Linked DNA regions of Homo sapiens: region 1 is linked to region 2. Evidence: read pairs that join two places in POLR2A ChIA-PET (ENCODE). Cell type or tissue: Caco-2. All regions are shown on one strand. Links, peaks and the distances in the headings refer to the core of each region. The heading gives the core; the rest is flanking DNA. Region 1 has its middle 36 kb from the start of GATA6-AS1. Region 2 has its middle 68 kb from the start of LINC01900.

The links. ChIA-PET counts read pairs that join two places held together with the same protein. Peaks named below come from ENCODE experiments on the same cell type or tissue, not always from the same donor. Only the 100,000 strongest peaks of a DNase experiment are listed, where the experiment ranks them.
Region 1: POLR2A ChIA-PET joins it to region 2 with 10 read pairs; 2 of 35 experiments call an interaction of 5 or more read pairs at or near these places.

The regions. Positions count from the first base shown.
Region 1 is chr18:22,124,836-22,140,782 of GRCh38, reverse strand. It overlaps the pseudogene RNU6ATAC20P. Among named protein-coding and RNA genes, the nearest start is that of GATA6-AS1, 36 kb to the left of the region's middle. In Caco-2, for the core only: no CTCF peak of the experiment used is centred there; no DNase peak of the experiment used is centred there.
Region 2 is chr18:22,041,165-22,057,111 of GRCh38, reverse strand. It overlaps the pseudogene RNU7-17P. Among named protein-coding and RNA genes, the nearest start is that of LINC01900, 68 kb to the right of the region's middle. RefSeq lists an enhancer at 4,370-4,962. In Caco-2, for the core only: no CTCF peak of the experiment used is centred there; DNase peaks (open chromatin) are centred at 7,661, 11,671, 12,111, 12,481 and 1 weaker place; H3K4me3 peaks cover 781 bases.

The sequences.
Region 1 (15,947 bases), core at 4,369-12,368, 84 kb before region 2:
GGATAGGCAACGATACAGAAATTTCTTAAAATTATTTTTGTGAAAGTGATACTCAGAGGAAACAACAGAAATCTGACTAAATGTAACATACATCAGAGCATCTCACAAGATCCCCCTTAAAAAGAATTAGAGAAGATAATTTGAGAAGTGGCTTGCATTTCTCTTTGCCAAACACAGAATCTCAGTACTGGAAGAAACCTTAAAGAGAATACTGAAAAGAAAGAAACCAGCCACAGCCTTACCATCCAACCATAGAGTAATAATTCTTTAGGGTTCACCCATTCCATAGACCTATACAACCATTAAAGTTTCTACTTATGAGACATCGTGTAGCAAAATGGGAAAATGTTTTTACTATAATTTCATTTATTTAAAAATCAGGATACAAGGTATATGTACACTTTCTGGCAGGGCTTGGTGGCTCACGCCTGTAATCCTAGCACTTTGGGAGGCCAAGGTGGGCAGATTGGCTGAGCTCAGGGGTTTGTGACCAGTCTGGCAACAAAAATATAAAAAAATAGCTAGGGATGGGGGCACATGTAATCCCAGCTACTTGAGAGGCTGAGGCAGGAGAATTGCTTGAACCCAGGAGGCAGAGGTTGCAGTGAGCCGAGATTGCGCCACTGCACTACAGCCTGGGCAACAGAGTGAGACTCCATCTCCAAAACAAAAACAAAAACAAAGCATGGGTACACTTTCTAAATCCAACTATTTAAAATATACACACATGAAGAAAGACAAAGGAAATACATGATGAATTTGGTTAAGGTGGTGAGATTGTAGGAGTTTTTTTCTTTTTCTATTTCTATTTTCCGAATTTCCTATGATATTTTAAATTTCAAGTGTTTTCATAAAGAAAAATAAAAGTCTTCCCAATTTTGAGCCAAAATTTTCAACCTTATTCCATATAACTACCTCTTACCTCCACCCCCTCCACCATGGGTATCTGGGGACTTCCACATACACCAGCCTCACCCACCCACGGGGCCCCTTTCCATGGGGGCAGCCAACCTTCCTAGGTTCTTGCTGCCCTAACTTGATAGGAGACTAGTCCTGAGGAAGCCCCTGAGCTGTGTAGCTTTAATATCACTGAGTTAGCCCAAAGCCTACCAGGCATTGTCTAGGTGCCTCTTTTTCATTTTTCTTCCTCCCCTGGGGTGCAGTTTCACTCCCCTGCGTGGCTGCTACTCTAACATCCTGCCTGGGCCTTGCCAGTACTCCTCCTCTTCTCAGGGGCTGAATCCTATTCCCCTTGTAAACAGTTTGCCCGGGCCGCTGTAACAAAGACCACAGATGGAGAGGCTTAATAACACTAATGTATTGTCTCACTGTTCTGGAGGCTGGAAGTCCACGTTCATAGTATCAACAGGGCTTGTTCCTTCTGAGGGCTGTGAAGGGACCTCTGTTCCAGGCCTCTCTCCTTGCCTTATAAATGTTCATCTTCTCCCTCTGTCTCTTCACATTGTTTCTCCTCTATGTGTGTATCTCTGTCCAATTTCCCTCGTTTAATAAGGACGCTCATCATTGGATTAGGACCCCCCTAGCCCAGTATTCCTCATCTTGACTTGAATATATTTACAAAGACCTTATTTCCAAATAAGGTCACATTCTGAGGTACTGGGAGTTAGGACTTCAACTTATGAATTTGGTTGGGATGGGGACACAATTCCATTCATATCCCCAGGTACCAATGGAGCTTTGCTCCAAGAGAGATAGACCACCCAGCTGGGCTCAGTGACTCATGCCTATAATCCCAGCACTTTGGGAGGCCAAGGCAGGTGGATCACCTAAGGTCAGGAGTTTGAGACCAGCCTGACCAACATGGAGAAACCCTGTCTCTACTAAAAATACGAAATTAGCCAGGCGTGGTGGTGCATGCCTGTAATCCCAGCTACTTGGGAGGCTGAGGCAGGCGAATCACTTGAACCCGGGAGACAGAGGTTGCCGTGAGCCAAGATTGCACCATTGCACTACAGCCTGGGCAACAACAGCGAAACTCCATTTCAAAAAAAAAAAAGAGAGAGAGAGATAGACCACCCAAGGGCATCAAGGTGCCTCTGGCTTGACACTTCCTAGATGCTCCTACTGTTGAATTTTTATCAGAGTCCTTTGAACAGCCTCATGATCCTTGGCTACAGGTGGTTATTAATCTGGCTGGAGGGTTGTGCCCACAGGCAAGACATGAGTGTGTCTGTCCATCATAAGGAATCTGTTTGTTACATGCACTCGTATGCTTATAGCAGCACTATTCACAATGGCGAAGATATGGAATCAACCTAAGTGTCCATCAACAGGGATAAAGAAAACATGGTATATGTACACAATAGAATACTATTCAGCCATAAAAAAGAATGAAATCATGTATTTTGCAGCAACATGGATGGAACTGCGGTCATTATCTTAAGTGAAACCAGTCAGACCCAGAAAGACAAATATCACATGTTCTCACTCATAAGTGGGAACTAAAAATTGTGTACCCCAGAGGAAGAGAGTGGAATGATCCACAATGGAGAAGTAGAAGGGTGAGAGGATGGGAAACAGGGTGGATGATGAGAAATTACTTAATGGATACTATGCATGTTGTTTGGGTGTTGGATACCCTAAAAGCCCTGATCTGAGCTCTCTGAAGTGTAAGCATATCACAAAATTGCGCTTGTACCCCATAAACTTATACAAATTAAAAAAAAGGGGGGGGGGCCAAGCGTAGTGTCCCACGCCTGTAATCCCAGCACTTCAGGAGGCAGAGGCAGGCAGATCACTTGAGGTCAGGAGTTTGAGACCAGCTTGGCCAACATGGTAAAATCCCATCTTTACTAAATATACAAAAATTAGCCAGGCATGGTGGCAGGCGCCTATAATCCCAGTTACTCAGGAGGCTAAGGCAGAAGAATCGCTTAAACCTGGGAGGTGGAGGTTGCAGTGAGCCAAGATTGTGCCATTGTACTCCAGTCTGGGCAACAGAGAAAGAATGCGTCTAAAAAAAATAAAATAAAGAATCTATTGGCCTTATCACATGAATTTTGACATTACATTTGTCAGTGAGAAAAGGAAGTATTCTTAGATTCCCTATATTTCAATTGTTTCACATTTTTAATAGTTATAAAAACATTTTACTTTTTTTTTTTTTTTGAGACAGAGTCTCAGTTTGTCACCCAGGCTGGAGTGCAGTGGCATGATCTCTGCTCACTGCAACCTCCACCTCCCGGGTTCAAGCCGGGTTCAAGTGATTCTCCTGCCTCAGACTTCTGAGTAGCTGGGACTACAGAGGAGTGCCACCACGCCTGGCTAATTTTTTTGTATTTTTAGTAGAGACAGCGTTTTGCCATGTTGCCCAGGCTGGTCTCAAACTCCAGAGTTCAGGTGATCCACCTGCCTCAACCTCCCAAAGTGCTAGAATTACAGGCGTAAGCCTCTGCACCCAGCCATTTTTTATCAATGATGACTATTGAGAATTTCAAGAGATCATTTTGTAAAAGTCTTTGTCAAGAAGTATACATGGCCATTTCAAGTATAAAAATTGATATAAAAATTTATGAAATCACTCATATTTCTCATTAAAGTTTTTCAAGGGATTTTCTTTGAATGTCTTATACAAATTTTATATTTAATATTTTCCCTATTTTTTCTCTGGTCAAACGGTATGTAGTAATTGCTTTATTTTATTTTATTTGAGACAGTCTTGCTCTATTGCCAGACTAGTGTGCAGTGGCACAATCACAGTTCACTGCAGCCTTGACCTCCCCAGACTCAAGTGATCCTCCCACCTCAGCCTCCCGAGTAGCTGAGACTACAGGCACGTGCCACCACACCAGGCTAACGTTTGTAATTTTTTTGTACAGACAGTTTTGCCATGTTGCCCAGTCTCGTCTCAAACTCCTGGATTCAAACAATCCACCTGCCTTGGCCTCCCAAAGTGCTGGGATTACAGGTGTGAGCCACTGTGCCCAGTCATTAATGCTCTAACATTAAATCTCCTTTTAAATATTCGTCTTTATGCTCTTCAATGGGCTTCCACTTAGTTTCTCTACAACACACACCAATCTCCTTCACCACCTCATGGCTATGCTTCTTTTAAATAGGATGTAAATGTGATTTCATAACTGAATGTCAGGCTCAGGTCCTATCCTATAAGGTTTCAATGAGATCATGTTTTACTGCCTGATGTTATAATCCCCACTTTGCCCTGTTTGTTACGTATGCCCTGTGTGTTTGTATATAGACGTCTAAAACCTCACTATTGTTTCTGGCCTCCTTCCAGCTGTTTTCTCATGTGAATCACTAGGCTCCTCCCGCTTCACTATTCTCCATTCTGCATTGTGCCTATTACTCTTCAGAGTGGCTGGGATCACACGTTTACCTGCCATTTTCCTCCCTTTCTCTTACTCTTTTCAAGCTCCATGTAGAAATTAGTATTTATACACTAAACTGCTGGGTTAATCATTATTTCCCAATTTTGTGAGATGCTGTCCATCCCAAACCAAAAGGCCATCATTTTAATAGCATAACTACTCAGAATCAGGATCCATAAATCCAAATTCAGTAACAAAACATCTTGATGGCCTGCCAGTCATGTCTCAGACCTTCCCTCTTTCAGACTTACAAATGTCGGTAGTGATATGCAAAGAAAATAACCAACTGGGCTCCCAAGTCCTAAACTTCATAAACTCTTAGAAATGCCTCCTTTCTTTTCTGATGAAGCCATTCATCCCCACAGAAGGAAGGGTGAACATTTTTCAAAGTCCTAGGTATTATCTTCAAGCAAACCATCCTTCTGAACACTCATCTCGGTCAATCCATTGTTCGATCAATTCTTCCTCCCCAAACGTTTCTTGAATCCATCCCATCTCTATCTCTGCTGCATTGGCTTCATTGAAGCTCTTATTATGTTCTGCTGGAAACATTAAGATGACCTCTTGTACAGGTCTCTGTCTCAGCTTAGTCTCCATAGTGCCAGGAGAGTTATTGCCTGATGCTTCTCAAAAACTGTAAGTAGCTGGCTGGGCGCCATGGCTCACTCCTATAATCCCAGCACTTTGGGAGGCTGAGGCAGGTGGATCACCTGAGGTCAGGAGTTCAAAACCAGCCTGGCCAACATAGTGAAACCCCGTCTCTACTAAAAATACAAAAATTAGCCAGGCATGGTGGCACGCAGCGTCTGCAGTCCCAGCTACTTGGGAGGCTGAGGCAGGAGAATCACTTGAGCCAGGGAGGCGGAGGTTGCAGTGAGCTGAGATCACGCCACTGCACTCCAGCCTAGGTGACAGAGCAAGACTCTGTCTCAAAAATAAATAAATAAATAAATACTGTAAGTAGCTCTCATTACTGCACAGCAAAATGCAACACTTTTGATCGTATGGTCCCAACCCCCTTTTCTGGCCTTATTCTCCATTTTGTGCCAATATTCTTGTGCAAAGAGCAACCTGAAATTCCCAAGTGTCTTATACACTTCTGCACCTGGGGCCTTTCCCAATCCTCTATTAGAGGATCCATTCTTTCAGAGAACTCCTCTGATTCTCCCCTTTACCCATACCTTGCCAAAGTTAATTCTCCTTCCTCTAGTTCCTCTTTTAGCTCACCTACTGTATTTCTGCTGCCAGGTAGACAAGGACTACATGATAATCTTTTGTTTTTTTTTTTTTTTTGAGATGGAATTTCGCTCTCGTCGCCTAGGCTGGAGTGCAGTGGCGTGATCTTGACTCACTGCAACCCCCGCCTCATGGGTTCAAGCGATTCTCCTGCCTCGGCCTCCCAAGTAGCTGGGATTACAATGCCTGCCACCATGCCTGGATAATTTTTGTATTTTTAGTAGAGATGGGGTTTCACCATGTTGGCCAGGCTGCTCTCGAGCTCCTGACCTCAAGTGATCCACCGGCCTCAGCCTCCCAAAGTGCTGGGATTACAGGCATGAGCCACCATGCCTGGCCCATAATATTTTTCCAATCTTCCCCTAGCACTTGACTTGGAGTCCGGTACATGATAAGTGCTCAAACTGTTAAATTTTCAAAAATTTTTTAGCTACTTGACCTTATATTGTTGCTTAAAATCAGCCACAGAAGAAGTATCTACAATTTACATGATGGAAATTGACAAACACTACAATAGGGACTTTGGGGACCATGGGAAAAGAGCGCTTTTCTGAAAAATTTACTAGCACTTAGTTGGACACAGTGCCTCATGCCAATAATCCCAGAACTTGGGAGGCCAAGTTAGGAGGATAAATTGAGGCCAAGAGTTGGAGACCAGCCTAGGCAACATAGTGAGACCCCATCTTGACAAAAAAAAAATTTTTTTTTAATCAGCTTGGCATAGTGGTGCACACCTATGGCCCCAGCTATTCCGGAGGCTGAGGTTAGGAGGATCACTTGGGCCTGGGAGGTCAAGGCTATAGTGATAGATGATCACGCCACTGCGCTCCAGGCTAGGTGACAGAGAAAGACCCTGCCTCAAAAAAAGAAAAAAAAAATTTACCAGCACGCCACTGATTATGTAAGTAATGCATGACTATAATCAAAGTCAACTGCTTTTTTCAGTATCCCCCACACCCAATCCCAATCTCTTCCCCAGAATTGAACACCTTGGTATGATATTCGAGACTCCTTTTTACACATTTTATGTATTATATCATTTCACAAATGTAAAGCCTGCTAATTCATTGCCTCTGATCCATGAAGCCTTCTCAGGCCTCTCCTGCTGTCACTCTTGTGACTTTCCTCTGACCTTCAGCATCAACTAAGTCATTGCTAACTCTTGTGTGCCTTGTGTTTAAGATTTTAAGTTGTTTGGAGAAAGATAACATTCATCTTTTTGTTTGTTTGTTTCCTTTGAGATGGAGGCTCCCTCTGACGCCCAGGGTGGAGTGCAGTGGCGTGATCTTGGCTCACTGCAACCTCTGCCTCCTGGGTTCAAGTGATTCTCCTGCCTCAGCCTCCCAAGTAGCTGAGACTACAGGCATGCACCACCACACTCGGCTAATTTTTGTATTTTTAGTAGAGACAGGGTTTCGCCATGTTGGCCAGGCTGGTCTTGAACTCCTGATCTCAAGTGATCTGCCCACCACAGCCTCCCAAAGTGCTGGGATTATAGGCGTGAGCCACCACCCCACCAACATTCATATTTAAATGTTTCTATGTCACACAGAACAGACCTTCAAAAATGTCAATAATTTAATTCTATTTAAATTGTTGTTTGTTTGGTTGGTTGGTTGGTTTTTGGTTTCATTTTGTTTTGTTTTATTTTGTATTCTTGAGACAGAGTTTCGCTCTGTCTCCCAGGCTGAAGTACACTGGTGAGACCTCGGCTCACTGCAATCTACGCCTTCTGGGTTCAAGTGACTGTCCTGTCTCAACCTCCCAAGTAGCTGGGATTACAGGCTTGTACCTCCACGCCCGGCTGTTTTGTATTTTTAGTAGATACCGGATTTCACCATGTTGGCCAGGCTGGTCTTGAACCCCTGGTCTCAAGTGATCCACCCCTCTCCGTCTCCCAAAGTACTGGGTTTACAGGCATGAGCCACTGCGCCCAGCCAAAAATGTCAATAATGTAATTCTTTGGTCCAAAATCTGCTTGCAATCATCCATTGCCATCTGAATATACCATTAGACATGGAAGTAGACAAAAAATCATAAGCACATTTGGGTTTTTTCCCTTATTTTTTACATAAAGGGCAACTTCAGTTTTCTCAAGGTACTGCAGTGCCACAGTCAGGAATAAAAGTTAGCATGTCTTTAAGGAGGTAAAGCCTCCATCTCTTCCTATTTCACTCTGCTGCCCTGAAACCACAGAGAATGAGAGAGAAACTTCATGAGAACCTTTGTGCTCTCAGAAAGTATTCTAATGCTAAGAGAGCACTCTAATGCCCTTCCCTGTGGGCATGGAGCATGCCATCTGACCGCTGAAACCACTGCTGTGCCCAGCAAGACACCGATGCAGCCTGAGGGCCAAAGTGGGACCCCAAGTTTGGTTTACAGGCCCACATGTCAGATGTGGGAAAAATGATCCTATCTCACAGTTCACCCAGTGTAGGTGAATTTCTTTATAACCTCAGAAGCAAAAAGAGTGGGGGTTCTGCCAGCAATCTCTGCCCTCTCTGCCACAGCCCCTTCTGAAGTGAGACCACCACAGTATCTTATCTGAAGAACTCCAAGGAAAAGGCAATAGTCTATTTACACAAATTAAGCCAGCTAAACCAGCTCTTTCTACAGTAAGATGATAAAATTTAGATATCTGAGGAGAGGTCATAGAGGTCACAGCTTTCAGTTCTTATGAGTTGTTTTCTTAAGGGTTAAATGAAAAAGTTAAAGCAAATATTGTTATGCATGGGAGAGCTTAGCCTTCTTGACCACAGTATGAGAACACCTCAGCAATGAGAAGTTACGGCCAAGGCCACCCTGTACCATCAATCTCTTCAGAGCCTTTTGGAAAAACTGAGAGATGCTGCTCTCCTTGGAAGGCAAACGAGTTCTGCATATTTTCATAGGTCTTCCTTACTTTCTTTCTTTTTTTTTTTTTTTTTTTTTGAGACAGAGTCTCGCTCTATCACCCAGGCTGGAGTGCAATGGTGTGATCTCGGCTCACTGCCACCTCCACTTCCTGTGTTCAAGTAATTCTCCTGCCTCAGACTCCCGAGTAGCTAGGATTACAGTTGCCCACCATGATGCCCGGCTAATTTTTGTATTTTTAGTAGAGATGGAGTTTCACCATGTTGGCCAGGCTGGTCTTGAACTCCTGATCTCAGGTGATCCCCTCCCCTCGGCCTCCCAAAGTGCTGGAATTACAGGTGTGAGTCACCACACCCAGCCAAGGTCTTCCTTACATTTCAAACGTCATCCTTGCTTCTTTTCAAATAAGTAAAGAGGGTTGATTCCCTTTCACTCAAAATGGAGCTGTTGGCCAGGCTCAGTGGGTCACGCCTATAATCTCAGCACTTTGGGAGGCCAAGGCAGGAATCTGCCTTGAGGCCAGGAATTCGAGACCAGCCTGGCCAATATGGTGAAGCCCCTGTAACTACTAAAAATACAAAAATTAGCCAGGCGTGGTGGCAGTTGCCTGTAATCCCAGCTACTTGGGAGGCTGAGGCAGGAGAATCCCTTGAACCCGGGAGGCAGAGGTTGTAGTGAGCCAAGATCACGCCACTGCACTCCAGCCTGGGCAACACAGCAAGACTCTGTCAAAAAAAAAAAAAAAAAAAAAAAAAACCTGAGTTGTAACAATTCAGGGTGATTATATGCAAGGCTCGCTTCTCCTGGATTCCAGGAAGTGGGAAGCAAGTTATTGCTAAAAGACAGAGGCCCCAAGATCTCAATAAAGCCAACATGTGCATTCCAGGTACCACACCTGACATGTCCATGCTGAGTGACCCCAAGATCCCTGAGTCACCTTACATAATTCAACAGCCCTTACTCTTCAAGCAAGATCCCAACAGCCACCAGACCTGGCAAACATTTTATTTTTCTTTCCTGAAGAAGCATAGGAAAAGATTTTTGGCCTAAGCTTTTAGAGTGGTCAGCTTCACTGTCGCCTAGAGCCAGCATTGTGAACCTACTGTCCCTACTCATAGCCATGATGCTCCTACTGAACCCCATGTCCCTGAGGCCTCCTGTGACCAGAGCTAGAACTTTCTGAATTGAGCTGCCATTTTCCAAATCTATCAGGGCTTGCCAAATCCCTACGCCTTCACCCACGCTGCACTTGAGCCCACAGTCTGCCTCTCTGGAATACTACCGTCACTAGAGACATTCTCTAATGTCCAATCAGAAAGTGACTCCTCTCCATTTATTCCTACAGTTCTTTATGCCTGCAGTAACAAAATATTACCAGGCCATACTATAGGTTTTTGTTTTATGGTCTCCTTTTTCTGATAAGCCTGAGCAAGTCTGTGCTCAGGAACCAAGACTCACTTCCTTTTGTGCACCCAAAGGCTATCACAGCACCTAGCATGGAGTGGGTGCTCAAATGCCAGTTGAAAGAACTGGTGAGTTTTAGGTGAAGGATATCATGGTGTCCAGGGTGCTATTCTCTCAACTTTTATGTAGGCTTGGAATTTTTCAAAGGTGAGTGTTGTATGAAAGGAGAGACTTGTTAGCACTCCCCTTGACAAGGATGGAAGAGGCCCTCAGGCCTGACAACTAACATGAAGTTAACACATTTCCACCTATTTTGTGGCATCTAAAGCATCATTTTTAAGCTGGATGTGGTGGCTTATGCCTGTAATCCTAGCACTTTGGGAGACCAAGGTGGGAGGATTGCTTGAGGCCAGGAGTGCAAGGCCAACCTGGCCAACATGCTAAGAACCCATCTCTCTCTCTCTCTTTTTTTGTTTGTTTCTTTGTTTGTTTTTTAAAAAGAAAAAAAGACATAGAAAAAAGATGAGAGGCTGAGCATGGTGGCTCACATCTGTAACTCCAGCACTTTGAGAGGCCGAGGTGGGAGCATCACTTGAAGCCAGGAGTTCACATCAGTCTGGGCAACAGAGGGAGACCCTGTCTCAGGAGAAAGAAAAGGAAAGAAAGAAAGAAAGAAAGAAAGAAAGAAAGAAAGAAAGAAAGAAAGAAAGAAAGAGAGAGAGAGAGAGAGAGGGAGGGAGGGAGGGAGGGAGGGAGGGAGGGAGGGAGGGAGGGAGGGAGGAAGGAAGGAAGGAAGGAAAGGAAGGAAGGGAAAGAAAGAAAGAAAAGAAAAAGAAAGAAAGAAAGAAAGAAAGGAAGAAAGAAAGAGAAAGGAGAAAGGAAGGGAAGGGGAGAAAGGAAGGAAGAAAGGAAGAGAGAGAAAGAAAGGGAAGGGAAAGGGGAAGGGGAAGGGGAGGCAAGGGAAGGGAAGGGAAGAGGGAGGGAGGGAGGAAGGAAGGGGAAAAAAGTGACGAAGAAAGATGAATTGAAAGGAGGTCCCTAGAGTTCTGTGTCACAGCACTTAGGATGTTCAATCTGATGAGCTCAGTCCTTCCCCCAGGGCAGCAGTCCTACTGGAAAGCCCCATGGAAAGGGGTTCTGTCTGCATGTGAGTGTGCATTGGAAGGGGTAGGGCAGGATTACTGGAATACAATATCCCAGCTTCTGGGAGGAGGAAAGGGGTTGCTCCTGAGCCTTGGGTCTGCTCTCTGCACACATGCCTGCCAGCACATCTGCCCAAGGAAGCCTTGAATTAGTATGTTGGAGAGCAAAAATCTGAGATCTAGAACTCTTCCCACTCAATTCCTCAATACACAGCTAGCAGGTGTGCAAATCCTGCCCCTTGGAAGTGGCCACTGGTGATACCACAGCAAGGCATCTGGCTCCATAAGTGGGTCTCTGTAGGTCTCTAAGCCTTATTTTCTCAGGTTGAGACTCTTCTGCCACCAGGCTATGCCTACTAATCCGAGTAAGTCAAGACCTCTCTCCCCTAAATCGTCACCTCTCTTTTGTCAGTGTCAGCAGCCACAGAGGAACCCTCGGGGAATCTTAACACTTACCTTGAGAATTTTTACTTAATAAAACGATTAGCTATCAGCTACTGGGTTCCAACAGCCTGACATCCTGCTAAGCACTAATGTTAATAATAGCATTAGATATTTGTTGAGTGCTATATGTGGTTAGTGCTATCTAAATTTCCTCATGGAATCCTAATATTGATCGTTCCTGAGCAGTGTTATCTCCATTCTACACATAACAAAACTGAGACACAGAGACGCCAAGACTGGTAGAACCAGAATTCAAAGCTACGTCTCTGTCTCCAAAAACTGTGCCCTTTATACATTATGCTCAACTTCTTCTCTTAGGCAATTTAATTTGAAATGGATGAGTAGTTTAAGCTCAAAATATGTTGAAAAGTGGGCAAAATTTAACCTCCTGAAAACGGTGAGGTTTCTGTTCTCTTGAAGAGGCCCACATATTATTCCTTTTCTTCAGCGTTAATACAATCCTAAACAGGTTAGGCCAGTGATGCTGCCCCCCAAACCTCCAGGACCATACAATGCTGCCAATAAAGGGGCTACAGGTAATCCCAGCATGTTTGCCCCCAAAACTCTGGGCATTAAGAATGGCTGGGAGGGGTCAACAATGGGTTTGAGAACAAAATAACTCAAAGTTCAGCACCATAAGATAGGGCAGGGAAAAAATAAATAAATAAAAGATGGCCAGGCAAGGTGGCTCATGCCTATAATCCCAGCACTCTGGGAGGCTGAGGCAGGTAGATTGCTTGAGCCCAGGAGTTCAAGACCAGCCTGGGCAACATGGCAAAACTTGGCCTCTATGAAAAATTAAAAAAAAAAAAATAGCTCAGCATCGTGCCATGCGTCTGTAGTCCCAGCTACTCCAGAGGATTGCTTGAGCCTGGAAGGCAGAGGTTGCAGTGAGCCGTGATTGTACCACTGCACTCCACAGAGTGAGACCCTGTCTCAAGAAAAAAAAAAAGATAACTCAAGGTTTCCTTCTCAGCTCTGACATTTGCTCTATGACATCAACTAAATCACAGTTAAATTTATTGTCCTATTTCTTAGCCCCCGATTTAGCAAATGGCCTTAGCTATACTTGTGTTATATGTTGTGCTAGTCATCTGGAGGATTAAAAATCAGTAATTAATATACAAATATTTTAAAAACTAAAAATAATTGTGTAGATCTTGAAATATGTATACAGACATTATTATATAAGCCACAGGTTATATTAATCTAAAACCTACATTTACATTTATATGTGCACAGCAAGTCATTCAGATAGACATGTGACCGGTTAACAGGGATTTTGTGTGGTTTGGTTCTGGGAATGTTGGCGTTTGTTTCTCTTAGTTTTCTTTTTCTTTTTCTTTTTCTTTTTTTTTTTTTTTTTTTTTGTGATGGGGTCTCACTCTGTCTCCAGGCTGGAGTACAGTGGTGCAATCTCAGCTCACTGCAACCTCTGCCTTCCAGGCTCAAGCAATTCCCCGGTGTAGCTGGGGCTACAGATGCATGCCACCATGCCAGGCTAATTTTTTTTTTTTTAATTTTTTGTAGAGATGAGGTTTTGCCATGTTGACGAGGCTGGTCTCCAACTCCTGATCACAAGTGATCAACCCACCTTGGCTTCCCAAATTGCTGGGATTACAGGCATGAGCCACCAAACCAGGACTTTTTCTCTCACTCTTGCTTACCCAAATAATTTCTTTCAATTTATTTATATTAATTCTAAAGTAAATGGGCTGGGTGCTGTGACTCACACCTATAATCTCAGCACTTTGGGAGGCTGAGGCAGGCAGGTCGCTTGAGGCCAGGAGTTCCAGACCAGCCTGGCCAACATGGCAAAATCCTATCTCTACTAAAAATACAAAAAATTAGCTGGGTGTGGTGGCATGTGCCTGTAATCCCAGCTACTTGGGAGGCTGAGGCGGGAGAATCACTTGGAGGCGGGAGAATCACTTGAACCCGGGAGGCAGAGGTTGCAGTGATGAGCTGAGATTGCGCCATTGCACTCCATCCTGGGCAACAAGAGCGAAACTCCGTCTCAAAAAAAAAAAAAAAAATTTGCATTCATCTCAAAAGGACATAGCCAATTTAAATAAGTCCCTACTTGTCAACAACATGCCCATTTTGTGGAGCACGGTGGCTCCCGCCTTTAATCCTAACACTTTGGGAGGCCGACACAGGTGGATTGCTTGAGCACTCGGATTGCTTGAGCTCCAGAGTTCGAGACCACCCTGGGCAATACGGTGAAACCCCATCTCTACTAAAATACAAAAAGTTAGCCGAGTTTAGTGGCAGGCACCTGTAGACCCAGCTACTCGGGAGGCTGAGGCAGGAGAATCATTTGAACTCTGGAGGCAGAGGTGGCAGCGAGCTGTGATGATGCCACTGCACTCCAGCCTGGGTGACAGAGTAAGAATCTGTCTCAAAAAAAAAAAAGTGCCCATTTCCACATTAAAAGGGATAATAACTACATTGGATTGAAGCACATCAAATATGTTTAAGTCTTTTAAATCATAGTGATACTCAAAACCAAATAAAACTAGTTCACCTGTGGAAATACAAAGGAACCATTATTTTGAAAACTGGTAGAGAAAGCATTTAATCTGCCCTTCCTATATAAACAAGATCTCAGGGCAATTGCAGAGTTGAGGAAGAAGATTTTCTTAATTGAGGTATTCCAGCTCACAAAGGAAGAAGTGATAAAATTCATCACCATTTTGCAAGCCCTAATGAATTCGTCATCTAGGCAATGACCCCCAATGGCTACAAACTTAAAAACACAGACACCTAGACATTATACACCTCCTGAGGGAAGTATATGTGTACATAAGAGATCTTGATTTTTATAAAATCTGAATTTTATCAAGCCTAAAGACCTATCAACTTACAGGAAAAACAGTTCATAGGTGAACATGTACATCAGATATCAGACTATACGGACTCTACAGGGCTAACAACCACTTTCTTCAGCATCATTCACAACAATAAATCTAGACATATTAAATCTAAACTTAAAAAAAAGGAAAAAAGCCCCTCACATTTATAAGAAAATTGGGAAAAGGTGATTGCTGACTGGGTATTTAATGAAATTAAATATATCTTTTTAGGTGTAATCAGAGGGTTTTTTTTTTTCTTTTTTTTTGGGGGGGGGGGGGATGGAGTCTCGCTCTGTCGCCCAGGCTGGAGTGCAGTGGTGTGATCTTGGCTCACTGCAAGCTCCACCTCCCGGGTTCACGCCATTCTCCTGCTTCAGCCTCCCGAGTAGCTGGGACTACAGTTGCCCACCACCACGCCCGGCTAGTTTTTTTGTATTTTTAGTAGAGACGGGGTTTCCCCGTGTTAGCCAGGATGGTCTCGATCTCCTGACCTTGTGATCCACTCACCTCGGCCTCCCAAAGTGCTGGGATTACAGGTATGAGCCACCGTGCCCGGCCCAGAGTTTGTTTTTTAAAAAAGTTCTTATCTTTTAGGATGCATACTGAAATATTTACAAATAATTTTTATTTCTAAGATACAACTGGAAAAAGAAGGTTTGAAATGACTCTTCAAATACCTGGCCAACATAGACTTTTTTTTTTTTTTTTTTTTAACTTAAAGACAGTCTCACTATGTTGCCCAGACTGGACTTGAAGTCCTGGGCATAATCAATCCACCTGCCTCAGCCTCCTGAGCAGCTGGTACTAGTGCATGCCACCACTGGCTTAACAGAGGCATTTTTAAAGTTGGTCAACATTATTTAGGTAATAAACATTCTTGTATGGCTTATAAATCCATTGTGCAGACAAATGCAAACAAGATATTTTCAGCACATGCAGTATTTTTGAAGTATTAATCTCACATTTTTTACAAATTATCAAAGAAACGACAAAACAGTGAAATTTTAGGAAGTAAGCACAATCATACATTACTGGTAGATGCATATATCAGAGCAGCCCCTTAGGAGAGCAATTTGATAATATATATTAAGAGTTAAAAACCTCTATACTCTTTAACACAGTAATTCCACATCTGGAAATAATTTGAACTATAAAAAAATGCACCAAGATATTCATTGCAGCATTTTAGATAATATCCCTAAATTTAAAATAACTCAGTCTTGCAGTAGGAGAGGGTTTACAAATCTTGAATCTACATTACACATCAGAAATTGTATTTATAATGATTTTTAGTAATGTAAAATGTTTTTTATGTTAAATAAAAGGTGATGCAATATTTGTAAAATGTTTGTAACTATATATTTTTACTTATAATATTTAATTTTAATTTTGTTTCACACTTAAAGTCACATATAAAAGAATTGGCGATTTAGAAATGTTGCTTTATCCCCACTCATTTTATGAAAAAAATTTAAGCTCCTCACAAGCATCATGAAAACTGTATCTTCTCTGTTAAATGACATTTTTTAGAGTAGACTTTTCTTGACATTTATACACACAGTATAAAGTCACGGGTTTATTGCTCAATAGGTGAACACAGGCATGTATGCACTACCCAAAAAGGAAATCAAACAATTGTCAACACCCTAAATTCCCCTTAAGTC
Region 2 (15,947 bases), core at 4,594-12,593:
AGTCTTAGGAAAAATAGGCAGGAGTGTCTACAAGAGAATTTACTACAGCAAAGCCTCACCTTTTTCCTGGCTTTTCATGAGAAAGGCGTGGAATAAGGAGAGACACAGAGGGGTTTTCGCTTTAAGTTGATGCCTGAATGCTTTTAGCTTGGCAACCAATGGGTAATTGAATAAGGGGGTGGGATGGAAGAAGCTCAGATAGTGGTATACTCACCATTACACCAATGGTATGCATTAATTACACTAATAATGCATTAGTAGTTTAATAACACCCAGTGCAGTGGCTCACGCCTGTAGTCCCAGCACTCTGGGAGGCCGAGGTGGGTGGATCACGAGGTCAGGAGATCGCGACCATCCTGGCTAACATGGTGAAACCCCGTCTCTACTAAAAATACAAAAATAAAAATTAGCCAGGCGTGGTGGTGGGCACCTGTAGTCCCAGCTACTCGGGAGGCTGAGGCAGGAGAATGGTGTGAACCTGGGAGGCGGAGCTTGCAGTGAGCTGAGATCACACCACTGCACTCTATCTAGCCTGGGTGACAGAGCAAGACTCTGTCTCAAAAAAAAAAAAAAATAGTTTAATAACTATGAAGAGGTATGGTACATTTTGTTACGTTTATATTACCACAATTTTTAAAATGGAAAAAATGTGAGGAGGAATAATATTTCATGTGACATATAGAATTGTGGGGAGATAGACAGGTTTTGAACATCATGTTCAAGACTATGTTTGCAGTAGATTGTTTGAAAAATGGACTGAGAATTCCTCCCATTCCTGTTCATATGCCCCTTTTTAAAATGGCCTTACCCCTCCTCCCATTGAGAGGTAAAATCTATTTCCCTATCTCTACCTGTGGACCAACCTTGTGTCTAACTTTGACTAGTCGAATGTAGCAAAAATTATATTGTATGACTTCTGAGCCTAGGCCTCAAGAGACTGTACAGGTTCCACTCCTGCCCTCTTGCAGTGCTGCTGTTCTGAAGAAGTCCAGGCTAGCCTCTTTGAGAATGAGAAACTATATGGAGAGAGAGGCCTAGCTGATAGCCAACACAAGACCCAGGCATGTGAGTGAGGCCACAGGCTTAGCTGGTCCCAGCCTACCTGACACCTGACTACAGTCACCTGAGTGACCTTAGCTGAGGGCAAAAGGAGAACTGCCCAACTGAGGCCATCCCCAACTGCTGACCCACTGAACTATGAGCAAATCAGTGGTATTTATTTATTTACTTATTTATTTTTAAGTTGGAGTCTCACTATGCTGCCCAGGCTGGTACCTAACTCCTGGGCTCAAGTGATCTTCCCATCTCAGCCTCCCAAGTAGCTGGGACTACAGGTGCAGGCCGCCACCCCCAGCTAAATCATTATCATTTAAGGCCACTGCATTTGGGGAAGGTTTGTTACACAGCAATAAACAACTGATATAGAAATTGGTACTGGAAGTGGGGTGCCACCATATATAACCTAAAACAAGTGGCATTGGCTTTAGGACCAGGTGGAGGGCATAAGCTGGAAAAACGATAAGGAAATTTTTTTTTGAGTTGGAGTCTCCCTCCACACTCCAGGCTGGAGTGCAGTGATGCAATCTTGGCTCACTGCAGCCTCCACCTCCCAGGTTCAAGAGATTCTCCTGCCTCAGCCTTCCTAGTAGCTGGGATGACAGGCACCCGCCACCACACCCAGCTAATTATTGTATTTTTAGTAGAGATGGGGTTTCACCACATTGGCCAGGCTGGTCTTGAACTCCTGACCTCAGGTGATCTGCCCACTTCGGCCTCCCAAAGAGCTGGAATTATAAGCATGAGCCTGGCCAATGATAAGGAAATTGCTAGTAAATGCTGGAAATGCTGTGAGGAAACTGCAATAGGAGACTGGGGGAAAAGGCAATCTGGTTTTTTGGATTTTGTTTTGTTTTATTTTGTTTTTGTTTTTTGAGACGCAGTTTCCCTCTTGTTGCCCAGGCTGGAGTGCAATGGTGCAATCTTGGCTCACTGCGACCTCTGCCTCCCAGGTTCAAGCAATTCTCCTGCCTCAGCCTCCCGAGTAGCTGGGATTACAGGCGCCTGCCACCACACACAGCTAATTTTTGTATTTTTAGTAGAGACGGGGTTTCACCGTGTTGGCCAGGCTGGTCTTGAACTCTTGACCTCAGGTGATCAGCCCGCCTCAGCCTTCCAAAGTGCTGAGATTACAGGCGTGAGCCACCGAGCCCAGCTGCAATCTGTTTTATGTAGTGACAGAACAACGGGCAAAATGTCATCTGCAGTGGCTTGGAAGATAGAAAATGTACCTAATGAACGATGGATCTGAGTAAGAAGATTTCTGTTTGGAGAGAGAAAGATAAGCTAAAGAAGGGACTACTCAGTTTGCAAGCAGAATTTGGAGGGACTCTAGAAGGTCTGGTATGTGCTCGACTGAAAAATAAAACCATTTTTCATCTCCAAGTCTCTTGAGTTAGCAAAATATTATCAGAGAAAGAAAGGGCTTCAGAAAAAGATAAAATCAAAGGTGTGGCTTTAAAACTCTCTGATCAATACCTCAGAAAGCCTATCCTCTCATTGGATAAGAACTCCACAAATCTTAAAGGCATTTTCCTGTAGCTGCTTAACTCATTGCTCAAACTAAAAAGAGGTCTACCTACTAGAGGTGACTATAATTTGATTTACTAGAAATCCATACAGTTTTAAGGGAGATATATTATATGAGACTAAAGGGGACAGAGTTTGTTCAAAATAAAAGGTTTCTGGGTCCCCAATTTTCCATGGGCAGGAAGCAGGTTGAGAAAGCTATTTATCTGAAAACGGGCTGTTCCTAGAGAAAAGGATAGGACCGCTTAGACAGTGGAGCGAAGAGCCCAGAGGGCAGAACCAAGAGTCAAGGAGAGCAATGGACTAGGAAATCACTTTCAGTTAGCAAAACTGGGCCCTAATCAAGGAAAATTCCCTACCCTTAGAGTAAAGAGATCTAAAAACATGCACCAGCCGGGCGCGATGGCTCACGTCTGTAATCCCAGCACTTAGAGAGGCCAAGGCCGGCAGATCACCTGAGTTCAGGAGTCCGAGACCAGCCTGGCCAACATGGTGAAACCCCATCTCTACTAATAATACAAAAAAATTAGCTGGGCATCATGGCACATGCCTGTAATCCCAGCTACTCGGGAGGCTGAGGCAGGAGACTCGCTTGAACCTGGAAGAGTTGCGTGAGCCGAGATTGCACCATTGCACTCCAGCCTGGGCGACAAGGGTGAAACTCCATCTAAATTAAAAAAAAAATGCACCCAGCTGGATTTCAGAATTGTCATGGACCAGTGACTGCTGTGAGTCTCTGAATGGGAATGTCCACAGTGGTTGTCTGGTCCTTCTAGTGCCATAGTATGTTTAGGGGCAGAATGGTGCAGATTCTTTTCTTTTCTTTTTATTTTTTTATTTTTGAGACAGAGTATTGCTCCATCACCCAGGCTAGAGTGCAGTGGCATGATGTGGGCTCACTGCAACCTCCACCTTCTAGGTTCAAATGGTTCTCTTGCCTCAGCCTCCTGAGTAGCTGGGATTACAGGTGCCCGCCCACCACATCCAGCCAATTTTTTTGTATTTTAAGTAGAGACGGCATTTCACCATGTTGGTCAGGCTGGTCTCGAACTCCTGACCTCAAGCAATCTGCCTGCCTCGGCCTCCCAAAGTACTGGAGTTACAGGCATGAGCCACCGCACCCAGCCAGAATGGTGCAGATTCCTGTGAACTAAAAAATACAAGTTCTCTTCACCATTCTGACTCTAAACCTACTATGGCACTTTTTACGATTTACTAGAGGAGTCTCATCCAGATCTGGATCTAATATTAAAGACCACATCCTGGACTTCAAGGCCTGATGCCCTAATGGGATAAGCTTTTGGGGAATAAGTATTGCCCATGAAAGAAGGACGTGATTTATTATGACCAGAGGTGGACTTTCGTAGATTATTTGCAAAGATGGGTATAATAATTTCTCCCATTCCTACATGCATGTCCATTTGCAGTATGACTTTGCTGTGTTTCCCATCAAGAGGTAGAGTCTGTTTGCCTATGCTTTGAGGCTGAGGGGTCCTGCAGTGGATTGTGGCTAAGATGACACTGTGCAATACCCGAGTCTAGGCTTCAAGAGTCCAGACTTTCTGTGTGTGTCTTCTTGGAATGCTGCCACCTTGTGAAAAGCCCAGACTGGCTGGCCTCCTTGAGGATAAGAGACCAGATGCAGAGAGAGACAGCCCCGACAGACAGCACCAAATGCCAGACATGTGAGTGAGGCCATCAAAAGCCATTGTCCCAGCCGGCCCACCAACTGACCCAGTCAAGACAGGCAGAACTGTTCAGCTGAGCCCAACCCAAATTGCTGACCCACAGAGGTATGGGTAAATAAAAATGGTTGTTGTGGCCGGACGCAGTGGCTCACACCTATATTCCCAGCTCTTTGGGCAGCCAAGGAAGGAGGATGGATTGAGCTCAGGAGGTCAAGGCTGCAGTGAGAGCTCTGATTGCACCACAGCACTCCAGCCTGGGAGACAGAGTAAGATGCAGTCTCAGCCCGGCACAGTGGCTCACGCCTGTAATCCCAGCATTTTGGGAGGCCGAGGTGGGTGAATCATGAAGTCAGGAGTTCAAGACGAGCCTGGCCAAGATGGTGAAACCCCATCTCTACTAAAAATATAAAAATTAGCCGGGCGCGGTGGCAGGCACCTGGGATCACAGCTACTCAAGAGGCTGAGGCAGGAGAATTGCTTGAACCCGGGGAACCGAGGTTGCAATGAGCTGAGATTGCGCCACTGCGCTCCAGCCTGGGCGACAGAGTAAGACTCCATCTCAAAAAAAAAAAAAAAAAAAAGGCCGGGCGCGGTGGCTCACGCCTGTAGTCCCAGCACTTTGGGAGGCCGAGACGGGTGGATCACGAGGTCAGGAGATCGAGACCATCCTGGCTAACACGGTGAAACCCCGTCTCTACTAAAAATACAAAAATTAGCCGGGCGTGGTGGAGGGCGCCTGTAGTCCCACCTACGCGGGAGGCTGAGGCAGGAGAATGGCGTGAACCCGGGAGGCGGAGCTTGCAGTGAGTCGAGATCGCACCACTGCACTCCAGCCTGGGCGACAGAGCGAAACTCCGTCTCAAAAAAAAAAAAAAAAAATTGCTGTCTCAAAAAAAAAAGTTGTTGTTTGAAGCCATTACATTTTATGGTTGATTTGTTACACAGTAGTAAATTAGTAGATAACTGATATTAGAGGGAAATGTTTATCACAACAGTAAAAGATTTTTTCTCACCTTCCTTTAAAATAGTTTCTGGCTCACTATGAAGTAGGTGAAGTTAGGAGGAGCTGGGCCTGGTGGCAGGGCACTTGCTGTGCGCTGGTGTGGGGTTTGAGTTTCCTGCCTCTCCCTGGGGGAGGGAGGACTCTGGGCACATGTAGCTCTCCATTAAGTCTTTTTGAGGCTTGGGACTTCCTCAATAGTGGGCAAGGGTAAGAACAACAACTTGAGCACTTATTAGCGTCAGACGCCATGCCAACTGTTTGACTTGGATCATCTAGTTTAACAACGGGTCCTATTGTACCTATTTTCAGTCAAGGTAACTGAGCCTTGGGGAGGTTATTTTGCTGGAATTCAAACCTAGTCTCCTTCCAGAGGCCTTAACCACTGTGCTAAAGCCCCTGTTTTACTGGGAACAGCAATACACGTATGGGGGGCAAATAGGGAACTGGGGTGGGCTTCAGAGGTGCTGAAGGTTGAATATGGAAAAAACGTTCAGACGGTTCTTAGCTGAGCTCTCCTCTTTTCTCCAGACTTTCGAACCCCCAACCTGGTTATTTCATTAGTTTTCTGCAGTTATGGCATCTTTGCAAATTGCTTCTAAAGGCTCACTTCTAGTTTAGAAACTCCGGGAATCTCTGTTGTAACCACCAGGTAAAGAGAATGCAAGTCGGTCTGAATTGTGGAAGGGAAGACAATTGCATGTTTATTTCTCCAGCACAACCTCCTTACCAGCTGCTTGTCAGGCATTTGGTTGTTTTGCTCTTTGCCAGCTTACCAATGACTAGAAAGCCTCTTTCTTTGATTAGCAGCTATTAAAATCACAATATGAATACAGAATCGTGAACAAAAGCAGAGCCCTGGGTACATGTACTATGGCAAACTCTACAAGCCTCTTGTGCTGGCAGGCTTTATTTTAAAGAAACGTGATGTAGGGAATAGCTGATGTGTCTGGCCATGCTCTGGGTCAAGTTCAAGTTCTCTGACTTACAGCCCCTGGGGAGAGTAGCAAGAGAAAAACAAATAAGAGGGGGAAGCTTAAAAATAGAATTAAAATAAATAGGAAAAAAGTAAAAATTAGGAAGTAGACAAAAAGGAGATTATGTTAGAAAAATAAGGAAGATGAGAGCAGAAGGGATTCATTTAAAGAAAAAAGTAAAATAAATGAGAGAAAATATGGAATGTTAGAAGGTGAGGGAAGGAGGCAGAAAGATTAGGTTTTATTTTATTTATTTTATTGTTATTATTATTTTGAGACGGAATCTTGCTCTGTTGCCTAGGCCGAAGTACAATGGTGCAATCTCAGCTCACTGCAACCTCCACCTCCTGGGTTCAAGTGATTCTCCTGCCTTGGCCTCCCTACTAGGGATTAGAGGTACCTGCTACCACGCCCGGCTAATTTTTGTATTTTTATTTTGTTTTGTTTTGTTTTTGAGACAGAGTCTCCCTCTGTCACCCAGGCTGGAGGGCAGTGGCGCGATCTTGGCTCACTGCAAGTTCCGCCTCCCGGGTTCACGCCATTCTCCTGCCTCAGCCTCCCGAGTAGCTGGGACTACAGGCGCTCGCCAACACGCCCGGCTAACTTTTTGCATTTTTTTTTTTTTTTTTTTGGTAGAGACAGGGTTTCACCGTGTTAGCCAGGATGGTCTTGATCTCCTGACCTCGTGATCCGCCCGCCTTGGCCTCCCAAAGTGCTGGGATTACAGGCGTGAGCCTCCACGCCCGGCCAATTTTTGTATTTTTGGTAGAGACAGCATTTTGCTATGTTGGCCAAGCTGGCCTCAAACTCCTCCCCTCAGGTGATCCACCCACCTTGGCCTCCCAAAGTCTGGGATTACAGGCATGAGCCACTACGCCTGGCCAGATTAGGTTTTAGAAATGAGACAATGAAAATACATATTTGTTTTGTTTTGTTTTGTTTTAGAGATGGGGATCTCACTATGTTCCCTAGGCTGGAGTGCAATGACCATTCACAGGCTCAATCATATCTCACTGCAGCTCAAACTCCTGAGCTCAAGCAATCCTCCTGCCTCAGCCTCCCAGGTAGCTGGACACAATAGGCAGACATGCACCACCAGGCACAGGTATTGATTAGAGGGTCTCATATGTTATGAAAATACATATTTTTTAAAACCCTGTTCCCCATATTCCTCCCGCCTACCACAAGGCACAAGGCTAAATGGAAATACAGTGGGATCCCTGTGGAATCAGCATCCCCACCCCGACATTCACACACACGTGCATTCACACATGGAATGATGGTCAGAGGGTCAGGGATGCTAGACTCTGTGCAGGCCTATTTTCTGTTCTATAATTCTCTGGCTCTTCCCTTTCTCTCCAAAAGACCTGTAGCCTCCCAGGTCACCTTAGCAAAGGGCAGACATGCTGGTCTGTGCTGAGTGCTGGTCTGATGTTGTCATCTCCCAAACATTTTCATAAGATAGCAAGTTAGGGACCAGTGTGTTCAAAGGGAGGATTTAATCTATTTACAGATTCATATCAGTGGGTGGCCAACTGAGTCTGAATCTTGATAGAGGACAGGAAAACAAGAAGCCTGGCTCGCTTAATCAAAGGTTTTCAAATATCCATTTGAAAAATACATGGAATTTTGAGGAAAGTCCCAAATGTTTTCAGAGGAGTCTGGTCCTCCATTCTAAGTTCCACATGACCAATAATTAACACACTGTTTACTTAGGGTTTTACTTCTTTGAGGCTTAGAACCAATGACAGAAGATTCTACAATAGCTTCAAAGGACCTTTTAACAAATACTTTCTGGTAGTTTAAGGAGCTATTTTTGTCTTTCTCCTTGAAAAAAAAAAGGCCAGCGTCTTTTCCCAAAATGAATGAAAAAAGAAGAGTTACATACTAAAAGAACTATATTCTAAATTAGAGCACTAAATACCAGTTCTTTCATCTTCCAACCTTCAACTTCGGCAAAGTTTATGTGTATTTATATGTATATGTGTATATATATATACCTATTTCTCCCCTCATGAAATGGGGTCTCACCATAGTGAGACCTTGGCAACATAGCCAAGGCTGAGCTCAAACTCTTGGGCTGACACAATCCTCCCTCATCAGCATCCCAAAGCGCTGGGATTACAGGTGTAAGCCACTTCACTGTATACTTATAATTGAAGTATAACTTGCAAGATACGGAAGATAACTCTTTACAACTTTCCAATGTCCAGAAATCACAGCTAACAAAATATGAAACACCAATGAAAAACAAACAACCATCTTGGTGTCTTTATTTTCTCTACCACGCCACCATCATCCCCCGACCTCCGTCCATAATCCTGGCTTCACTATAATGGGACAAAGCAAAGGAACTGGGCATTGAATGAGATTCTGTCTTTGTAATGAGAGCAAATAGAGAACCGCCACCACCATCTGGGTGCTACCCAGAGTCAGAGCACAGGTGCTTATGTGATGTCTAGGTTCCCATTGGCCTTCAGCAAACACCAGCACGTTCATCACCATAGCCAGGTAGGCAAAGGAAGTGGAACCATTATGATCCTCTTTTCCACAGGTGGAAAAACAAAAATCAGAGTGGTAAGGAGCTGTGTCAAAGGTCACACACACAGCCAGAAACCCAAACTGGTGGCAGTGATACAGATAGCTGTGGATCTGGCACCTCAGGGCACCTGGCACTGAAATGAACAGTTGGGAGCAGCACTAAGCTCTCCTGGTAGGTTACAGCAAGGTTTATGCCTTGGTCCTCACTGCCTGCTCCATTTCCTCAACAATGAGGCAGTACGACCTCAGAATGTCCCTTTAACTCAAAAGTACAGGAAAAGAAGGACATTGGCATTTTCCTGCAAGACGTTTAAACTTTCCCATGCTGTATGGAACAAATGTTTTGTGTAATTTTCCAGTGGCCTTGATGAAAGATGTTATGTAATTCAATATAATTGTAGCATGAAGAAATTAAAGGCCATGCCAGGCTTATCAAATGTTTGGACCCAGTTAAAGATCCAGAAGCATTAAGCATTCAAGACACGGCCAGCTTATTTCTGTGGATTCTGTTCCTTCAGGGTCTCTCCTCCTTTGCTTGGCACTCAAGTCCTCTTATAATCTGTCCCTGATCTACCATTCTCACTGTTCCAGCCTGTTTGCACATATCGTTTACTCCAGCCAGGCTGCTGGCATGAGCTCACTGCCAAGGCTCCTGTGCAGCCTTCCCACTCCAGTTCCATCTCTCTCCCGCATTTCCTGCTTACCCAAATCCAATCCCTTCATAATCCAGTGGACACACTGCTTCTTGGAAAAGACTTCCTTCACCACCCCAGTCCTCTGAGCTCCAAACTTGTCCCAGTTCAAGTCAGTCTATTGGTTTGTAAATCATTCAGGAAGCTTTTTGTGTGTGTGTGTGAGACAGAGTCTCACTCCATCGCCCAGGCTGGAGTGCAGTGGCGCAGTCTCAGCTCACTGCAACCTCCGCCTCCTGGGTTTAAGCAATTCTCTGCCTCAGCCTCTCAAGTAGCTGGGATTACAGTCATGTGCCACTGCACCCAGCTAATTTTTTGTATTTTTAGTAGACACAGGGTTTTGCCATGTTGGCCAGGCTGGTCTCGAACTCCTGGACTCAAGTGATCCTCCCACCTCCCAAAGTGCTAGGATTACAGGTATGAGCCACCGTGCCTGGCCCAGGAAGCATTTTTTGCCAGCCTGTACCCTGCATACATCCTTGGCCTCTCAGAACCCCCTTCCTCCTTCATATGAACATCGTGGTCCCTACCTCAATGGAGTTTGTAAAGATGAAGTGAGAAGGCCCACGTTAAGTGCCTAGCAGCATCTGGAACATTGGCGGGCTCCCCAGAAATGCATTTCCCCATCCCTTGTGCCAGGTACGGCACTAGGCACTGGAGGGGGCAGCTGGGGAAAGTTACTAGTATGTGCAATGGACACTGCAGAGTGGTAACAGGTGTTCCCATGTGCCTTTGAGCAAGTTTTTGCATTTCTCTCTCACCCACTTTTCCCATCCTGAAAATGGGCTGATGACAGTATCTACATCATAGTCTATGTGATAAGCTTAAAAGAGCTAATGCCTATGAAGCACTGAGAACAGTGCCTGGGCCAAAGTAAGTATTCAGGGAGCCTCGGCAATAATGCAGATGTGCGCAGAGGACATATCATGAGCAAGACAGATGTGGTTTCTGTCTTCAGGGAGTGAGTGGAAGAGATAAGACACAAATACATTTGCTCTACAATACAACTCATTTGGCATTTGACATATGTTATCTTGAGTTGCTATCTAGCTAATTACATGTATGTCTTGTCCCCCTATCAAGATGGTAAATTTATTGAGAGAGGAGAGCCTGGATCCAATTCTGCTAGGTCCCCTGCACTGACCAGAGTGTCTTGTGTATAGACATCCAATACTATTTATTGCTAATTACCTAAAGGATTGATCTTGCCTTTGCCATTAAAACTTTATTATGAAGATCCTATTCATTGATGGAGTTCTGTGGCTTTCTTGGTGTGATCAGATTCATATGTGAAAAATTAATGTGTAACCACCGTCCTGTGGACACCAGCGTCCCCAAGTCTCTGCTACACATAAATCTGTCATCATTCTGGTTAAAATGCATCGAACCCAGATACCATCAACCCACAGCTAAAGCTATCTCTGAGTCCCCTGAATTGCATTTTTCCATGAAATAATAATAATGACACTTTATGTCATTTAACCCCAACGATATTCTATAAGGCAAGTACTATTACCATCCCTATTATATAAATGGGGAAGCCAAGGCTTGGAGAGCTGAGGCTGTTTGCCCGAAGCCACAGGTGAATGATGGAGCTGAGATTTGAACACAGGTAGTCTGACATGAGGTGGAAGCATGTAATTGCTACGCCAGTCTGCCTGATTTGGTGACAAAAAGACAGCCTGGTCTCTAACAAGAAAGCAAAGACATAAAAGAACCGGTAACATGGCACAGTCCTCCCTGCAAGCCCCCAGGGGAAGATCTTAATGGCAGAGACTTCTTTCTCCACAGCCATGGTGAGACAGACAACCCTGGCCCACAGGGGGCCATTTTTTCATGGGATTTGTGGCAACTGTGCTGTTCATGCTGGCGTGGGGAACACTGGCTCAGTCTCTCATCAAAGGCTCCCACGTGGGACCTTCACTCATGGCTCCCCACCCAGGGGTCCCACTAGGGGTTAAACCTAGGGGTTCCTCCTCTAGAGCAAGGACACTGAGCCACTTTTCTCCTCCTTCCCGTTGTACTGTCTCTTATTGGTGATTTTTTTTTTTTAATTTATGATTTTCGGCCCAGCCGGTTGTTAGCCTGCTGTGTTTGGAAAAGGTAGATGATTAAACCTCCTGGCCAGGTGTAAATGCAACCTTTGTCATCTGGAGGCTGGGAGAATTACCTTGTTGAGCTGCAGCCTCTCTGTGGCTCCACATTTTCTGCTTGAAGCAGAACCTCTCCCAGGCTAAGGTCTACAAGTCTTAGGCCTACCATTGGATTGCCCTGCTCTGAGTGAGCCCAGCCCAGAAGCCAGAGATCACAGATGTCCCCACATGGCCACAAAAGCTCTGAATAGACCCTAAAATTTGGAGGTGGAGAATCAAGCACCTGTCTCTCTCTCTCTCTCTCTCTCTCTCTCTTTCTTTCTCTCCTCTTTCTCTCTCCCTCTCAAGGGAATTTTTACTAGGTAAATAATAAAAATATGTAATCATTGACTAGGCCTTTAAACCTGACCTGAAGGTACGTTTGCATTTCTGTTGCCAATAGAGATTCCCACTAGTCCCTTACTCTGCCTCAATAGCCACCTCTCAGAGTCTACTTGTCCACTTGGCTACTGGGATGTTCAGCCCCAGAGAGCTACAGCCATGCAGAGAGGAGAGAACCAGCCCGAAGGCTGCAGCTCAGGGAGGTCACTTAGAGAAATGGGTTTACAAACCCCTTCCCTTAAGGAAGCCCTACAGTTGGCCACAAACCCTGACCACAGGTCTGTGAGAGGGAGAGGCCAAGCCAGGACTGACTCCCTGTGCTGTGAAATTGTGAACCCAGAGGACAAGAAGTTCTGGATCTGCGTGGAAGGCATCAGCAGCCCAGTGTCCTGGAGCATCAGCCAGAAGCCTTGTGTTGACTTTGTAAGGCTGAGTTCTCACCAATAGACTCATGCTTCAGGAAGGCTATTTCTGAACAAACAGCATGCAGCAAGTGAGCTCTTTGTGCCTCTTCCCAACGCACTGAGCTTGGCCCCTGCTCAAGGTGAGCTGAAGGCAGCAAAACCTGTTCTCAAGTTGCTTTCATTGGTCAAAGTCCTTTCCTAGGTGTTGGGTGGCTCTTGTTGAATTTTGGTGCCATTTGGGAAGATAAGTAAAAATCGACTTGAGCCTTCTCTGTAGGCAGTAAATAAATGTTTGTCAAAGACCAAATGACTAACTCAATAAGTCAATTAGCGTGTGTGTAGTGAGCGTCTCCCCCCGCCCCTGAGCCCAGCCCTAAATAACACGCTGTGAGAGGCTCACAGACACCCCAGCAGCAGTAGCAAATTGGGAGGTGGGGGGACAAAACTAACATCCCTGGGATCATTCAAAAACAACCCTATGCTAAATGACTAAATTTGCTTTAACTTTGACCAGTTTTGCTCTTTGCAATGTATGTGACAGATGACATGGCTCTGTGAAGTTTTCAAAGGCTTTTGGCTGAAAGCAACACCATTTTAACCAGCAAGAGGATAGAGACATGCCCAGCAATGGCAGGCTCATTTAATATGCAAGCAAAGAAGGAGACTTCAGCCTGGGTTGGAGTCCTCTCATGGATGGCAGGATGCAGATTAAGTGGCAGATTAAGTGAGGAGGAGAAAGGTTTATCTCAGCCAGTGCAGGAATGCAGGGTCAGGAAGAGACTGGGGACTGGAGACAGCTCTAAAAACTGCATTGAGGGGTTTCCTTTCGGGTGCAGTGAGAAATAAGTATGCCGAGTCAGAAGGAAGAACCCCCTGCAGGGCCTCGAGGTCACTCACGTTTCTCTAACTGAGGATGGGCATCCCTGAAGAGGTGCATTTGGAAGACTGGGCCACACAGGACCATCTGCAGAACGTATCGCAGAGGAGCAGGATCAGCCCGGGAGATGGAACTTGATGGAGAGAGGAAAGGAAGAGTCAATCTTAGAGATATTTTGAAGAAGCAAAAGATAGAATGTGTGACAGGCAGGTTGTTGGAGCCAGTGGCAAGAGAACAGGGGAAGCTGCCCTGACTATCCTGAGAGATATGAGACAGGATAAACAGAACCAGGATAGATGGGAAGGGACAACCATAAGCAGAAGCGGCACTTCATCAGAGTCTACTGAACTCAGAGCTGGGTGTCCTCTGAGCAGCCACAATTCCCAGGCCCTTCTTTCTCTTTTATTTTTTAAATCTTTCTTTTTTATTTATTCGTTTTTATTTTTTTGGGGGGGGGCACTTTCCAGTAAAAAGCAGAAAGCATGCTAGACAAATTCAAAAAGAGCTGTAACACTCAAGACCTCCTTATCTGCGGCCTTAGCATCTTCTTTTCTCCTCGTTCTCAATTTGGCTTCATTTTGCCCCAGATTCTTCCCCAATCCAGTCTTTCCTCCTCTTCAAATGACGGCTGGCTCATCTTTGAGGAAGAGATGCTACTGCAGAATAAAAGATAGAACCAGTGAGACTTTTTCTTAATATGGAGACCATAGTCTTGGACATCATCAGTAGGCTCATCTTGGAGAGTTTTGATTATCCTTCTCCAAAAGACCACCCTCAGAGCACACCTGGTTTTTATACAGGGGTAATCCAAATAGAAAGATAGACAGGGGCATTGTTCTAAAGAAGGAAAGAGGGAAAAAGAAATAACTTTGTTCAGGAAGGAACGTAGGGGTTGATGGCAGGCAAGGAGAGATAACACTTTAGGCCTGGCACAGACCTCAGAAAGGGTTTCCGTTTGTTGACCAGGCACGGTGGTTCACGCCTGTAATCCCAGCACTTTGGGGAGCCAAGGCGGGAGGATCACTTGAGGTTAGGAGTTCCAGACTAGCCTGGCCAAAATGGTGAAACCCCCTCTCTACTAAAAATACAAAAAATTAGCCAAGTATGGTGGCGTGTGCCTGTAATCCCAATTACTCAGGAGGCTGAGGCAGGAGAAACATTTGAACCCAGGAGGCGGAGGTTGCAGTGAGCTGAGATTGTGCCACCGCCCTGCAGCCCGGGTGACAGTGAGACTCCACCTTAAAAAAAATTAAAAAGAGACAGGCACGGTGGCTCAGGCCTGTAATCCCAGCACTCTGGGAGGCTGAGGCGGGCGGATCATGAGGTCAAGAGATCGAGACCATCCTGGCTAATACCGTGAAATCCCATCTCTACTAAAAATACAGAACAATTAGCCGGGCGTGGTGGTGGGCACCTGTAGTCCCAGCTACTTGGGAGGCTGAGGCAGGAGAATGGCATGAACCCGGGAGGCAGAGCTTGCAGTGAGCCAAGATCGCAGCCACTGCAATCCAGCTTGGGCAACAGAGCAAGACTCTGTCTCAAAAAAAAAAAATTAAAAAATTAAAAAGAAAGAAAAGAAAGGGTTTCTGTCTGCAAAGTCCTTTCACGGGATGGGGAGGGAGGTTAGGAAAACTGGATACCAGCCACCTGGTAGTGGCTGATCGAATGAAAGAGCAGAGTAAGTGAGTGAGCGAGTGGCTTTAACACTAACATTTATGTAGTGATTAAGGCATACTCTGTGCCAAGCACTGTGCTAGGGTGGGGGGCACCTTTCAGGAAAAAGTAAACACAGCCCCTATGTGATGGGGACCCACAGTTCATACAAAGACAAATAATCAGCATGTGAACTGTCTCAACAAGGTATAGTAACAAGGGACTGATTCTTCCTGGAGGAGGTGAGAAAACTCCATGGATGAGGAGGCAGTTGATCAGGATCAAGGAGGGTAAAAACACAGATATGCACACATGCAGACATGTACACACCCATGCACGTGTGTACACACACAGTAAAGAGGAATGCAGAACCCACCAAATCAAGGGTCAATGGAAGAACATTGTTGATCCATACCAAAGCAGGGACATATGATGGTGTCCAGGGTGTTCTCATGAACTCAGGAAAGTTCTGAGGGGCTGGCACACAGGGTGTGAGGGGAGAAAGCCGAGAGGAGACTGGCCTTCCTGTGATGCTGTTAACTGACAAGAGGCCTGTGGGTGGGTCAAGAAGTTGGTGGCAAAACCATGAATTCTGTTTTGGACAGGCTTCTCTCTCACTGCCGGTCTCTTTATCCTCCTCTCACAGCAGCCTAAACGACCCCCCAAAGCCTTGTCACTTGATCTATCTCATGTTCCAAGAGCAAAATGGACAACTGAGCATGAAACAGGATTACTTTCATGTAAGTGTTTCAGATGCCGGCATTTTTTTGGTTTTCTTTTGTCTTGCTTTCTTGAAATGGAGACTTGCACTGTTGCCCAGGCTGGAGTGCAGTGGTGCCATCTAGGTTCACTGCAACCTCCACCTCCCGGGTTCAAGAGATTCTCGTGCCTTAGCCTCCCAAGTAGCTAGGATTACAGGTGTGCACCACCACACCTGGCTAATTTTTGTATTTTTAGTAAAGACAGCGTTTCACCATGTTGGCCAGGCTGGTCTCAAACTCACGACCACAGGTGATCCACCCACCTCATCCTCCCAAAGTGCGGGATTACAGGCA